2 separate regions of the Homo sapiens genome follow, and region 2 is linked to region 1. Evidence: chromatin contacts called from ENCODE Hi-C or POLR2A ChIA-PET data. All regions are on one chromosome and are shown on one strand. The core of a region is the stretch at or near the end of the contact, and the rest is flanking DNA. Distances in the headings are between cores, read along the strand shown.

Region 1 (6,698 bases), core at 2,284-4,783:
GCGTAAGCCACCGTGCCCGGCCAGAGCCTACTTCTTTTTTTTTTTTTTTTTTTTTTTTTAGACGGGAGTTTCGCTCTTGTTGCCCAGGCTGAAGTGCAATGGCAAGATCTCGACTCACCGCAACCTCCGTTTCCCGAGTTCAAGCAATTCTCCTGCCTCAGCCTCCCAAGTAGCTGGACTGTGCCGGCCCAGAGCCTACTTCTTAAAGGTGTTTCAAAGGACTCATACTTGTTCTTAGTTTCAAATATTGTTTACTATTTGTATATTGCATTTCTAAAGCATTTTATACTTAGAGTAATAACTGTACTTTAGCCTTCTCTTCTTCATCTCCAAATATTTGTGTATTACAGAAGAGAAGAACTCCAATACATCGTGTTCTTTGTTAGAGATTTGAAATCTCATAGCCTAAAATTTTCCTCCTTGCAGCAATCACACACGGTAAAAAAGTCTGTTATAACATGGCGAGTCTGTAACATGTGGGTCCCTCGCAGCCTATAAAGTTTATTTATTACTCCCCCTCCTTCCACTGGAGCCTTCCTAATACTTAGGGTGAGGAATGTGGATGGGTTGGCCAAGATATGGAAGAACTGGGGAGAACTATACATGTGCCTACATGTATGAAAACATTTATGCTCATGTCAATTAAATGCATTATGATTAAAGTGATTTGCACATCCAGGATCCAAACAGGAAACAGGATGAGTAATGACGGGACAAACTCTGGACCATTGATACAAATACAGTAATTGAACCTAAAGAAAACAAGATCGGCCGGGTACTGTGGCTCACGTCTGTAATCTCAGCAGTCTGGGGGGCCGAGGTAGGCGGATCACTTGAGGTCAGGAATTCGAGGCCAGCCTGGCCAACATGGTGAAACCCCGTCTCTACTAAAAATACAAAAATTAGCTGGGCGTGGTGGTAGGCATCTGTAATCCCAGCTACTGGGGAGGCTGGGGCAGGAGAATTGCTTGAACCTGGGAGGTGGAGGTTGCAGTGAGCCAAGATTGCGCCACTGCACTCCAGCCTGGGCGACAGAGCAAGACTACGTCTTGAAAGAAAGAAAAAAAGAAACAAGATTTTCGTAAGAGCAGCAGATGAAAATTGCCAAAATTTACACATTTTTGTCCAAGAGTTAAGTATGAACAGATTAAGAGAAGTACAAAGTTTAGAGAAATTTAAAAACCTTTTAGAAAACCGTATATTGGACTCTAACATGAATGAAGAGTTTCAAAACATATTTTAGATGAAGGTTTTCGCTGTCTAAAAAGATTTGGCAGAAAATAAGCATATTGCCATAAAAGCAGAGAATCCAACTTTGACGATAAGGTCACTGAAAAGACTTAAAACAACTTTCATGGGTAAGTTACATAACTTCTCTGCCTCAGTTTACTCTTACATACATGTGATGTGACATAATGCACTTAGTGGACACACAGCATGCAATCACTATTAGCCATTCTGATGTCTTCTCCTCTGTGGCAAGTCAGGCAACGAGCAATAACACTTGTGTTTCCCTTACCCTCAATTATGAGAAGATATTCCAAGACCTCCAGAAAGCTTTTTGGTATTAGAAGCTGCTCTGAAGAGTTGGGTAGAAGAGGAGACTGGCTCTACTCTTTGAGCAAACAAGGTGTAGACAGCTCGGGGCCAAACTTAAGGGCTCCACCACGAAGGAAAGAGTGCTTCTGACAGTTACTTTGGAACTTGAGTATGTTTTTTTCTTATAAGCATAGTGGCAAAATAACTGAGAGTTACGCAACGAAATGCCTTAGGTGCCCAGTGGTGCTCACACCCTGATGCCGATCTCACACCCTGATGCCGATCTCACACCAGGGAAGCCTTTGAATGCTGAGGGTTAGTAACACCTTCCACTACATTCCAGAGTGGGAGAATGCTGGCCACACTTGCCAAAGCTGCAGTACAAGTTTAAAACAACCAACAAAAACAAAAGCCAAAATCACTTTTCTTTAGGAATGAGGTCAGCACTCTTTTGCACACTCGTTTGTGGGGAGTTAAATATTTGGTGAAGAAAAGGCAGCCTGCCCGCAGGCAAAGCTAGAGATTTCGGCCAGTGGGCATATCTTTCCAAACCCTTGCTACTCCTCTCGATTATTTTCTGCGACATAACACCACTCCACCCCTTGCTGCCTTTCTCTAACTACTTTCTGAAGGCCGTGCCTTTGGGGAAGTGGTTACAAATAAATGGTGTTTGCGCCAAAAGCTAGAGGTTCCTCCAGCTACACGGCAAACCGAAGGAAGCAGTCAGGACATTGAGAGGCACTACACAATGACAACAAACATTGCCAGCGACTGCTGAGCCCCTCCCCCGCGCCAGCCTCAGCCCAGAGAATGCAGGCCCGGGGCTGGCTCGCCGCGGGCCAAACACGGACGCAGCTTGCGCCGGGGGCATCCCGAGCAGAGGCATCCCTCGGTGCCAGGCAGCCGCGGGCCCTCTCCGGGCATCTCCCACCCGGAGTGCTGGGCCAGTGCCCAATAGGAAGCCCCGCGGGGGAACTTTCGCCACTCTTCTGCCACATAAACAAGTCGGGCTCAAGACCGTCCAATGACTGGGCAGGGCGGCGAAACACACTTGGAAGTCCTGGCAGCTTCCCGGACTCGACTGAGTTTAACACTCTAGGAGGAGAGGAACCCAGGGCGGATGCTTCACTCGCCCCCCTTGGCCAGCCCCTTTACCCAGGGCCGAGGATGTTACAAATACGGGCAAATTCTCGCTCCGGCAATCTTTTCCCCGCTGCCTTCCCCTCCTCATCTGCAGCCTGGAAGCAAGTTCAGCAAAAGGCTGAGGCGAAAGTGTTTCCGCGCCCCCGATCGCGCAGGCTCGGTCCACAGGGGCGACTTTCCGGGGCGCGTGGGCTGCAGCGGCCCGACTGCGCGGCGCTCCGGCATCGCGCCCGGGCTCAAGTTTCTGGGTCTTGGAGGCCCCTCCAGTGCGTCCTAGCCAGTCGCCGCAAAGAGTTAACCAAGTGGGGCCGGCCCCGCTCCGCCGCCCCCAGCAGCGCGTCTCCACCGCGCACCCCCGGCCCCGCGCTCGCGGCGATCCTCCTGAACCGCAGCTCTGTCCCGCCCCAGAGCCAGCCAGCCTCCCTCCCGCCCAGCCGACTTGGCTTCCCGCGCGCTCCTCACCGCACTCCTCCGGGCCCCGCGATCCTCCAGCACTTCCTCAGCTGGAAGGGGCTTCACGGAGGACCCTCTGCCCCCGCCGTTCTCCCCGCTTTCCTCCCCGCACCCCCCCAGGAGGTGCCAGTACCGATGCCCTGGATGAAGACGAAGCCGGTGACCATGAGCACTGGGTGCCAGTTAAACTCTAGTGCGCTCCCATCCCAGCCAAGCCCCTCTCGGTAGTGGAGGACCCAGACGAGGGCGAAGATCACCGACAGGAAGCCGACGAGCAGTGCCGACCCCAGCAGCGCCAGGAAGCGCCAGTAGCCCTCCATGGCCATCAGCGCCCCATACTCCGCACCGCGGGGGCCACAAGAACTTGGAGAGGCGGCGGCAGCCCTCTGGGTAGTGGCCGGGCGGCGGGACCGGGGCGTCGACTTCTTGGGGCTGTCTCCGCCTGCGGGGAGGGACTTTCTGGGCTGCTGGCCCGGAATGTGGGGCCTCTTGGGGGTGGGGAGCTGGCCCCAACTCAGAAATGGGCCCCACCCCCGGGATCACGCGGCCGCCGAGGGCGCTCATTGCCTGGTGGCCTCACCCTCTCCCTCGTCCAGCATCCAAGCTCGCAGAGGGCTTCAGTAACAGACCTAGTTAGTTGCTCAAAGAGAAAATTCCGAGGATTTTATACTCACCACTTGCTTTTAACACTTCCCGTGTCTCGTCCTTATTTGTGGGGAGGTTGAGTAGGGCAGTGGTGCGCCCTCTTGGTTAAGAGAAGAGAGGGATCCGTTGGGTAGGGTTATGTGTGTGCTTTTAACTACTAACGAAGCCTCCTTAGCCACAGTGCTGGAGAATTGGCTGTCTCTGACATCAAAGGGTGTTAAGGAGGAACCTGTAAGGTGGTGTAAACTAAAAATAAAATCCTAAGCCCCTCACTGACTGAATGGACCTCCTTGGCCAAGCAGACCCCAGAAAAACCTTAAAGCTGAGTTTCTAGCTACAGCCGGAAGGGAAGTCTACCCCCTCCATTTTGGAATTTAGACTCAACAGCTGACTAGCATTAATGTTTAAAATAGAAATCATAAGGCGGACAGAACAGACTCTTTGTAGCAATAAGACATCAAATTATAAAAAGGACCTAAGTCACACACTCCTACACTTAAGAAATAAACTATGGTCTAACTGCCACAAAGGTTTTCTTTTCCTCTAGAGGCTAAACAAGCACTGGCTTGAGATAAGCAATATTAAAACAATTACAACTTAATCAGTTCACAGATGCTGACCAGCTGAACCCCTGTTGCACCAGCCAGAACTACAGCTTTCACTGGGCTGATTTCAGGAACTTTTTCATGATAAGAAGACCGACCATGGACCGGTTCTGGCCAGTGTACAGGGATTGTGCACTTGTATGCATTCACGTCCTGAAAAGACCTTTTGAAGTGTAGGTTTGAAGTAATACATTTAAATGTATTTGAAGTAATACAATTAAATGTTAAGTCTCCACCCCAAAGAGAACATGTTACATGCATGTTTGTTCAATATGCATGTGTAAGGACCACCTCCATTAATATTCATAGCTCCTCCTGTAACCTGTTACGTATGTATGTTTGGCCAAACTGTTCAGCATAAAGCTCCTACCCCAACCCCTCTGCCTTCCAAGTGCCTGTCTCTGGTCTTAGGCCAGAGGCTATGTTTATCAGCCTATGGAATGGCCTCCTTGCAGGCTATAACCTTTTATAAGAAATAAAGTCTCCTCTTTTTTCAAATTTATAATTTTTTGTTTTAAGTTAACAGTAAAGGCCAGGCGCAGTGCCTCACACCTGTAATCTTAGCACTTTGGGAGGCTAAGGCGGGCAGATCACTTGAGTCCAGGAGTTTGAGAACAGCCTGGGCAACAAGGTGAAACCCTGTCTCTACTGAAAATACAAATGCATGCACCTGTAGCCCCAGCTACTTGGGGGACTGAGGAAGGAGGATCACTTGAGCCCAGAAGGTCGAGGCTGCAGTGAGCTGAGGTTGCACCACTGCACTTCAGCTTGGGTGACAAAGTGAGACTCTGTCTCAAAAAAAAACAAAAAACAAAAAACAAAAAAAACCCAGTAAACCGGGTCCCCATGAGGTGTCTCACAGCTGTAATCCCAGGGCTTTGGGAGGTGGAGGCAAGAGAATCACTTGAGCTCAGGAGAGGTATGATCGCACCACTGCACTGCAGCCTGGTGACAGCTAGACTCTGTCTGGAAACAAAACAAAAACAGCATGGGCAGCGGTGGGCTTGGCCTTATCCTGCAATGAAACTACTTGCAGTTTGCTCTTGAGAGAGGGAAGACAGGAACCTCCTGGACCTGGACTTGCCGTTTAGTGTGACAAATGGATTTTCAAAGTGCCCGCCCACCCAAACCAATTTGAACCAAAGCCCCTCCTTGATGAAGTGAAGCTTGCTCCCTGCCCTCTTTCCAACATTATCCTCACCCTTCTCCACTGGACAAAAACAATGTCAGCATTATCTAATGCTATTATAAGAAAAAGGGTTCTGACTGCCAGGGCTTCCAGAATGCATTTGGGAACGTTCACTTCTAGCCCTCTTCTGTAGCTCATCTCCAAGGACTACTTTGCTATATTGTCTTGTTGCCGTCTTGAAAGACCTTAGAATGTGCAGGAAGTATACGGGGATGATTTTCAAAGCAGGCTAAGGAAATAGGAGTGGCAAGCCATGGTAGTAGGGCAGGATTAAGGGCTCAGAGTAAAAGGCTGTAGACCTCACCTGTGTCATTATTTTTCCCTTGGTGGGGAGAGTAAGCAAATGGAAGAGAAGGATACCTTTCCCCAGCACAAGGCTTTCTTTGATCTGGTCCAGCCTAGCACCCCCTGCCAGTCTCTTACCACAACCTGACTGGCCCTGATGTCCTTGGCTGTAAACTGCTCTGGCAGCTTCTGACCACTTCCTACCCACGCCACTGCCTCTAAATTTCCCTGACCCCCATCTCCACTGAGAAACCTTCCCTGAGTCTGCCCCTGCCCAGACTTTTATATCCCACTGACCTCCCCATCCAGTGCCTCCTTGTGTCACCTGTCAGGATGTAATATAAGGATCTGCTTCTCTGGCTGTCTCCACTCTCAGACTGCCCTATTGAAGGCATTGATTCTCTAATTGATCATTTTATTCCTCCTTGGGATGTGGTAGTTACTCAATAAACATGTGTTGGGAGGCTAATGAGACTGAGTGTGTTAATCAGGGTCCTGGCAGAAAACAAACAGCATATTGGAATTGAGTAATTTCATAATGAACAAGACTGTTTATGAAGTTGTGGGCAGTGTAGGAAACCTCAGGGTTAGGCAGTGCCCCAGGTCTGAAGGGCAGAGAATTACTGGAATCCAGAGAGAAAATTGTGCGGAGGGGGAAGTCCGATAGAGGCCTTGAGTACAGGGATGCAGCCAGCCTGCAGAGACCTCATAGGGAGAAAGATGGAAGCAGATAAATATTCCAGCCTTACTCTTCTCCCCTCTGATCTTCTGCCTAGGGTGTCCCAGGGGCTAACCAGAACCTAATCAGAAGCCACAGGGCAGTCCATGTATCCATCCCA
Region 2 (6,698 bases), core at 2,224-4,723, 210 kb after region 1:
AATTTGTTTGCTTTTCTCCTATTAATTTGTGTAATGTCAGTTTATTTCAGTGGGATAATTCACTTATTGAACCTTCAGAGGGAAAGTTTAAACTTCCCTACATTAAACACTTTTTCTTGACACTGGTTTGAAGAGCAGTGACTCACCTTTACCTGATTCTTTGTTTGATTCCAGAGCCCTTGGACTTTTATGTTTGTTTTCTACCATGACATCACAAACCACGAGTTTGTTGATGCTTCGTAAATGTGGAAAGATGCAGCACAGATTTAGGAGAAATATACCCAGAGATGTAAAGGGGAAGGAGACATTGGCCAACCAGAAGATCATCCTCATTCCTCAGTGAAGGAGAAAGGCCTGACTCCTACCTTGTGTAAGGGAACTAAGGGAACTGGCTAGGTATCAGTATAACAGAGTCACCAAGTGATTCAAGATTTACTGTCCCCCTCTGAGGAAATAAACAGAGGGCAAGCAAAGAATACAGGCCAGAATAGTCTGCTAGACAAGACCACAATGTGGAATCACAGCCATCCAATGAGGTTTGAGAGAAACCCAATAAATAATATCCCTATGTTCTCTGCCCAAGTTTTAAACCAATCAGAGAGATTAAGGTGTCAATAAATGAAGATTAAAATGTCAGCTCAGCCTGGGCGCAGTGACTCACGCCTGTAATCCCAGCACTTTGGGAGGCTGAGGCGGGTGGATCACCTGAGATCAGGAGTTTGAAACCAGCCTGGGTAACATGGCGAAACCCCGTGTCTACTAAAAGTACAAAAATCAGCTGGGCGTGGTGGTGGGCACCTGTAATCCCAGCTACTTGGAAGGCTGAGGCAGGAGAATCGCTTGAACCCGGGAGGTGGAGGTTGCTGTAAGCCAAGATCGCGCCATTGGACTCCAGCCTAGGCAACAGAACAAAACTGTGTCTCAAAAAAAAAAAAAAAAAAGTCAGCTCAATTACTGATGAAGCTGTATTGGAAAGAATTGGCTTTGGGTACAAGTAATTAGTGTCTTCCTAATACTGAACCCTAGAATCAGGACTCACAGCTAGACAGCCAAAGACTCTACACAGGGGGCCCTGCCCCTTTGAGGCCTATTGCAGCACACTTTCATCCAACAGAAAGAGCAAAGAAGAGCTGGATTAAACAAGCCTAAGTAACCGCCCATATTCACTGATTACATAAATCACTCCACCTCTCCCAGGAAGGAGGAGGGTGGGATTAAAGAGGCTGGCAGTCTTAAATCAGTTGCTGTCCCTCCACATGGCAGGAAAGAACAGGAGTGGGAATTACCTAAACCTTTTATAAGTGCTGGGTAAAGCATATGCTACATAGACCAAATCTAGAGCAGTGTGGGGTGGACTCTGCTTTGTCCCTTTGCTGTTTGCTGAGTAGTCTGCTCAGAGATGCACTTGTCAATGGCTCTTCAGCATCTCACCACCTAGCTCTCACCAGGGGTCCGGGTAGTTATGGTTCCTTTTATTTGTTCACTTTCTAAAAAAAAATTTGACTTTTTGTGAATATTTGAATAGATACAAAATAGTTTCTATGCGGACTTAACATGGAAAGGGAGATGGTTGCATTTTTGGTGACATTACAACGCATACACGCATGTGTGAATGTGTGTGTCACACCGAATGATATTGTCAATGCTGGGCTGATGCCAAATTTAAGGAACATGGAGAACTTGGGAAAAGGCCAGAGATAGAGAAAAGATTGTTAATGGTTTGTTTATAGGGAAGAAATGGGTTTGCCCTAAAATAAATGCATACTAGAAGATGAAAATGACAGTGCCCAGGTAGAAACTGGCAAAAAGGGTTCTCAGAGCAAAAACATGGGACCCATTTTGGATATAAGTCCTAACTTCACTATTGCTGGTTTTGTAACCTTAAGCAAGACACTTGAAATCTCCAAGCTTCAATGCACTGAACTACAAATGGAAATAATGCTTACCTGCAGATTGTTGCAAGGACTAAATATAATGCACATCAAATGCTAGGTATGATGCCTGGTGATAACTGGCACTTAATAAGTGGTAATTAATATCATTATTAATATATAATATATAATAGTATATTATATATTTATAAAATATATATATATATATATATATATATATATTTTTTTTTTTTTTTTTTCAAAGGATGACCTGATGGTTAACTTTAGGTGTCAACTTGGCTGGATTAAGAGATACCTGAATAGCTGGTAAAGCATTATTTCTGGAGATTGGTATGTGAGTCAGTGAATTGAGTGGGGAAGATCTGCCCTCAATGTGGGCAACCTGAATAGAATAAGGTAGAGGGAAGGTGAATTTTCTCTCTCTCCTGGAACTGGGACACCCCCTTCTTCTCCTGCCTTTGGACTCCAGGTTATCTGGCCTTTGGACTCTGGAACTTGCACCAGCAGCTGCTTTGGTTTTTAGGCCTTCAGACTGAGAGTTACACTATTGGCTTCCCTGGTGCCGAAGTGTTTGTACTTGGACTGAGCCATGCCACTGGCTTCCGTTGGTCTCCTGTTTGCAGATGGCCTGTCATGGGACTTCTCAGCCTCCATAATTCTGTGAGCCAGTTCCCCTAATAAATCCTCTCTTCTCTTTATCTTTCTCTCGTTCTCTTTCTCGCTGTCTCTCTCTCCCCTATTGGTTCTATCTCTCTAGAGAACCTTGGCTAATACGGATGGTGAACAAGTCTTTGTCTCTTTTGAGGAGGATAAATAATTACAGGATAAATAATTTAAATATTTAATTATTTATATATAATATAAATATATTTAATATAAAATTATTTTTAAATAATTATTTAAATAAATAAATTATTAAATATTAAATAAATATTAAATAAATTAAAATAAATAATTTTTAAATAATTATTTAAAAATAATTAAATTAGCCTTAAGAAACTTGCTAACCGAAAAGTTGAGTTTTCTTATTTAAGAAAGTCATTGCTGTTTCTTTGGCTTATGTTTAATTCAGATAATCAAATGCTTATTAAGCATCTACTGTGTGCCAGAAAGTGTGATGCATACTGAGAATACTGAAATGCAGGTGGCTGATGAAATGAACCCCTGCTCTTTAGATTCCTGCAGTTCAGGATAGATGCCCATTTGTCTGAAATGTGGTAAGCATCTCCTACTTAAATCTTTAGCTCCAACAGACCATCACCATTTGGCCACCATAGTTTCGCCAACCTCAGCATATCAATTGGTATCCGCATTTTTTAGACCCTTTTCAAGAACCTCAGAGAACAAATCTAGCCATGTGCTATACGGCAAAAGCCAAACAAAGCATGTGAAATGGGTCCTTAAGGTATAGCTTTTGTACCATCTACCCTTTGGCATCCAAGGTCGCTTTTAACAATGCTGCCCATAACTCTGTGCAGAATGCCTCCTGCCACAGCATGTAGGACTTCTACTCACAATACCTAGCAGCACCTCTAAGCATCACCACAGTCCATCCAACTGGTCACAATTAAGATAAGATCTGAGCTGCTTTCCGGAGATCTGTAAGATTCTCCAAAATAGGCCAAAGACGGCTATAAAGCCTCACACTATGCATCATTTACTCAAAGCGGTCATCCAAGCATAGAACCTGATCTGACTCACCTTTACCACAGTTATCACCTGATCCTCACATAAACTCAACAAATAGCCCTTTTGGAGTCCAGAAATAAATACCTGCACATATGGTCAAATGATTTTCCATAAGGGTGCCAAAACCATTCAATGGGGAAAGGACAGTTTTTTCAACAGATAACATTGGGAAAACTGGATATCAACTTGCAAGAGAAATTGGACCCCAAATTTATGCCAGATACAAAAATTAAATCAAAATGGATTGAAAACCTAGATGTAGAACCTAAAACTATAAAACTCTTAGAAGAAAACAGAAGAAAAACTTCATGACATTGGGTTTGGCAATAATTTCTTGGATATGACAACGAAAGTACAGACAACAAAAGAAAAAGAAAAGTTGGACTACAACAACATTAAAAAGTTCTGTGCATTAAAGGACACATCAACAGAGTAAAAGGCATCCCACGCAATGGGAGAAAATGTTTGCAAATCATACATCTGATAAGGGTTTAGTATCCAGAATATATGAAGAACTCTTACACCGGGCATGGTGGCTCATGCCTGTAATCCTAGCACTTTGGGAAGCTGAGGTGGGAGGGTTGCTGGAGCCCAGGAGTTCAAGACCAGCTTGGGCAACATAGTGAGACCCCTGTCTCTACAAAAAAAAAAAAAAAAAAAAGAACAAAATTAGCTGAGCATGGCGGTGTGCATCTATAGTCCCAGCTACTTAGGAGGCTGGTGTGGGAGGATCGCTTGGGCCTTGGAGGTCAATACTGCAGTGAGCTGTGATCGCACCACTGCACTCTAGCCAGGGTGACAGAGTGAGATCATGTCTCAAAACAAAAAACAAAACAAAACAAAAAATACTCTCACAACTCAACAATAAAACCCTCAATTTTAAAATGGGCAAAGAACTTGAATAGACATTTCTCAGAAAATGTTATACAAATGGCAATAGCATATAAAAAAATGCTCAATGTCATTAATCATTAGGGAAATGCAAATCAAAACCACAATGGGATACCCCCTCAAACCCATTAGGATGGCTACTACCAAAACCCAGAAAATAATAAATGTTGGCAAAGGTATGGAGAAATTGGAACTCTTGTGCACTGTTGATGGGAATGTAAAATGGTGCAATAGCTATAGAAAACAGTATGGTGGGCCCCCAAAAAATTAAAAATAGAATTATCATGTGATTCAGCAATTCTTAGCATATACCCAAAATAATTGAAAGCATGGACCTGAGGAGATATTTGTACATGCATGTTCATAGTAGCATTTTTCACAGTAGCCAAAAGGTGAAAGTAACCCAAGTGTCTTAGTCCGTTTTGTGTTGCTGTAACGGAATACCTGAGACTGGGTAATTTATAAAGAAAAGAAATGTATTTGGCTCATGGTTCTGGAAACTGGGAAGTCCAAGGGCATGGTACTGGCAAATGCTTGACGTCTGGTGAGAGCCTTCTTGCTGTGCCATTCCATGGTGGAAAGTGGAATGGCAAGAGAGCATGAGAGGGAGAAAAGGAGGTCAAATGAATCCTTTTATCAGGAGCCCACTCGTGTGATAACTGCTTTAATCCATTCATGAGGGGAGAGCCCTCATGACCTACTCACCTCTTAAAGGTCTCAACACTGTTGAATTGGGAATTAAGTTTCCAACCCATGAGCTTGGGGAATACATTCAAAGAATAGCACCAAGTGTCCATCAACAGATGAATGTATAAGCAAAATGTGATATATACATAAAATGGAATATTATTCAGCCTTAAAGAGGAAGGAAATTCTGACACATGCTACAATATGAATGAACCTTGAGGACATCACGCCAAGTGAAATAAGCCAATCACAAAAGGAAAAATATAGTATGATTCCACTTACATGGGGTACCTGGAATAGTCAAATTCATAGAGATGGAAAATAGAATGGTGGTCACCAGGGCTGGGTGACAGGGGGATGGGGAATTGTCACTTAATGGGTACAGAGTTTTAGTTTTGCAAGATGAAAAGGGTTCTATGGATGATATTGATGGGCCCAATATTGATGGTAGCACAACAATGTGAAAGTACTAATGTCACTGAATTGTGCACTTAAAAATAGTTAAGATGGTAAATTTTATTATATGTGCATTTTACCACAATTTTTAAAAAAGCAGCTAGCGGCCAGGTGCAGTGGCTCACGCCTGTAATCCCAGCACTTTGGGAGGTCAAGGCAGGCGGATCACGAGGTCAGGAGTTCAAGACCAGCCTGTCCAATATGGTGAAACCCCGTCTCTACTAAAAATACAAAAATTAGCCGGGCATGGTGGTGCGTGCCTGTAGTCCCAGCTACTCAGGAGGCTGAGGCAGAAGAATTGCTTGAACCCGGGAGGCAGAGGTTGCAGTGAGCCAAGATCCCACCACTGCACTCCAGCCTGGGTGACTGAACGAGACTGTGTCTCAAAAAAGAAAAAAAAAAAAAAGCAGCTAGCCCAGTGTTCAGTCTGGCCTTCCAAAACTATGAACTTCTGCCCTCTATTTCTAGCTCCCTGGACTTGCCATCCACTTTTTTCTTTCTTTCTTTCTTGTTTTTTTTTTGTTTGTTTGTTTTTTGTTTTTTGAGACAGAGTCTCACCCTGTTGCCAGGCTGGAGTGCAGTGGTGCGACCTTGGCTCACTGCAACCTCCACCTCCTGGGTTCAAGGGATTCTCCTGCCTCAGCCTCCCGAGTAGCTGGGACTACAGGTGCATGCCACCATGCCCAGCTAATTTTTGTGTTTTTAGTAGATACGGGGTTTCACCATGTTGGCCAGGATGGTCTCGATCTCTTGATCTAGTGATCAGCCCGCCTTAGCCTCCCAAAGTGCTGGGATTACAGGCGTGAGACACCGTGCCCGGCCGCCATCCACTTTTTATATACACCACGCTGTTTTCCACCGTTTCTCACTATGGCCAGCCGATGTCGACTGTGCCTGGCACTGTGCATATACTCTTGTCATCCAGTCCCAGAGGAAGGACTTAATTATAAGACATCCTGGACTCCCACCACCACAGAACCTTCTCATAACACTCCACCCCACAGTATGCTCTGGGATCATCACAACTCTTTGCCAAGCAAACCTGGGAAAGTTCAGCCCTTCCATTACTCCTTGTGGTTGGTG

What was found. A loop is a pair of places that touch in the nucleus more often than their neighbours do. ChIA-PET counts read pairs that join two places held with the same protein, here RNA polymerase II (POLR2A). Pooled maps may share reads with other maps.
Region 2: a pooled map shows a loop between it and region 1 (2.7-fold over the local background). The contact joins the enhancer-like site here to the promoter of CYBRD1 in region 1. A Hi-C loop is called at or near these places in 6 of 37 single-sample maps with no recorded cell type and 4 of 50 pooled maps. POLR2A ChIA-PET finds 5 or more read pairs at or near these places in 4 of 52 experiments (HCT116, WTC11 and activated CD4-positive, alpha-beta T cell).

What each region holds. Positions count from the first base shown.
Region 1 is chr2:171,519,309-171,526,006 of GRCh38, reverse strand. It overlaps CYBRD1 (cytochrome b reductase 1), which reads right to left and starts at 3,533. Exons shown (of 4, transcript NM_024843.4): 1 at 3,269-3,533. The coding sequence starts at 3,461. RefSeq lists silencers at 2,895-2,964, 3,115-3,224 and an enhancer at 3,335-3,444.
Region 2 is chr2:171,304,591-171,311,288 of GRCh38, reverse strand. No RefSeq gene overlaps it. Among named protein-coding and RNA genes, the nearest start is that of METTL8, 130 kb to the left of the region's middle. Within about 2 kb of position 3,473, at least 2 of the 41 ENCODE cell types and tissues checked have a DNase peak (open chromatin) inside an H3K27ac peak, as active enhancers do.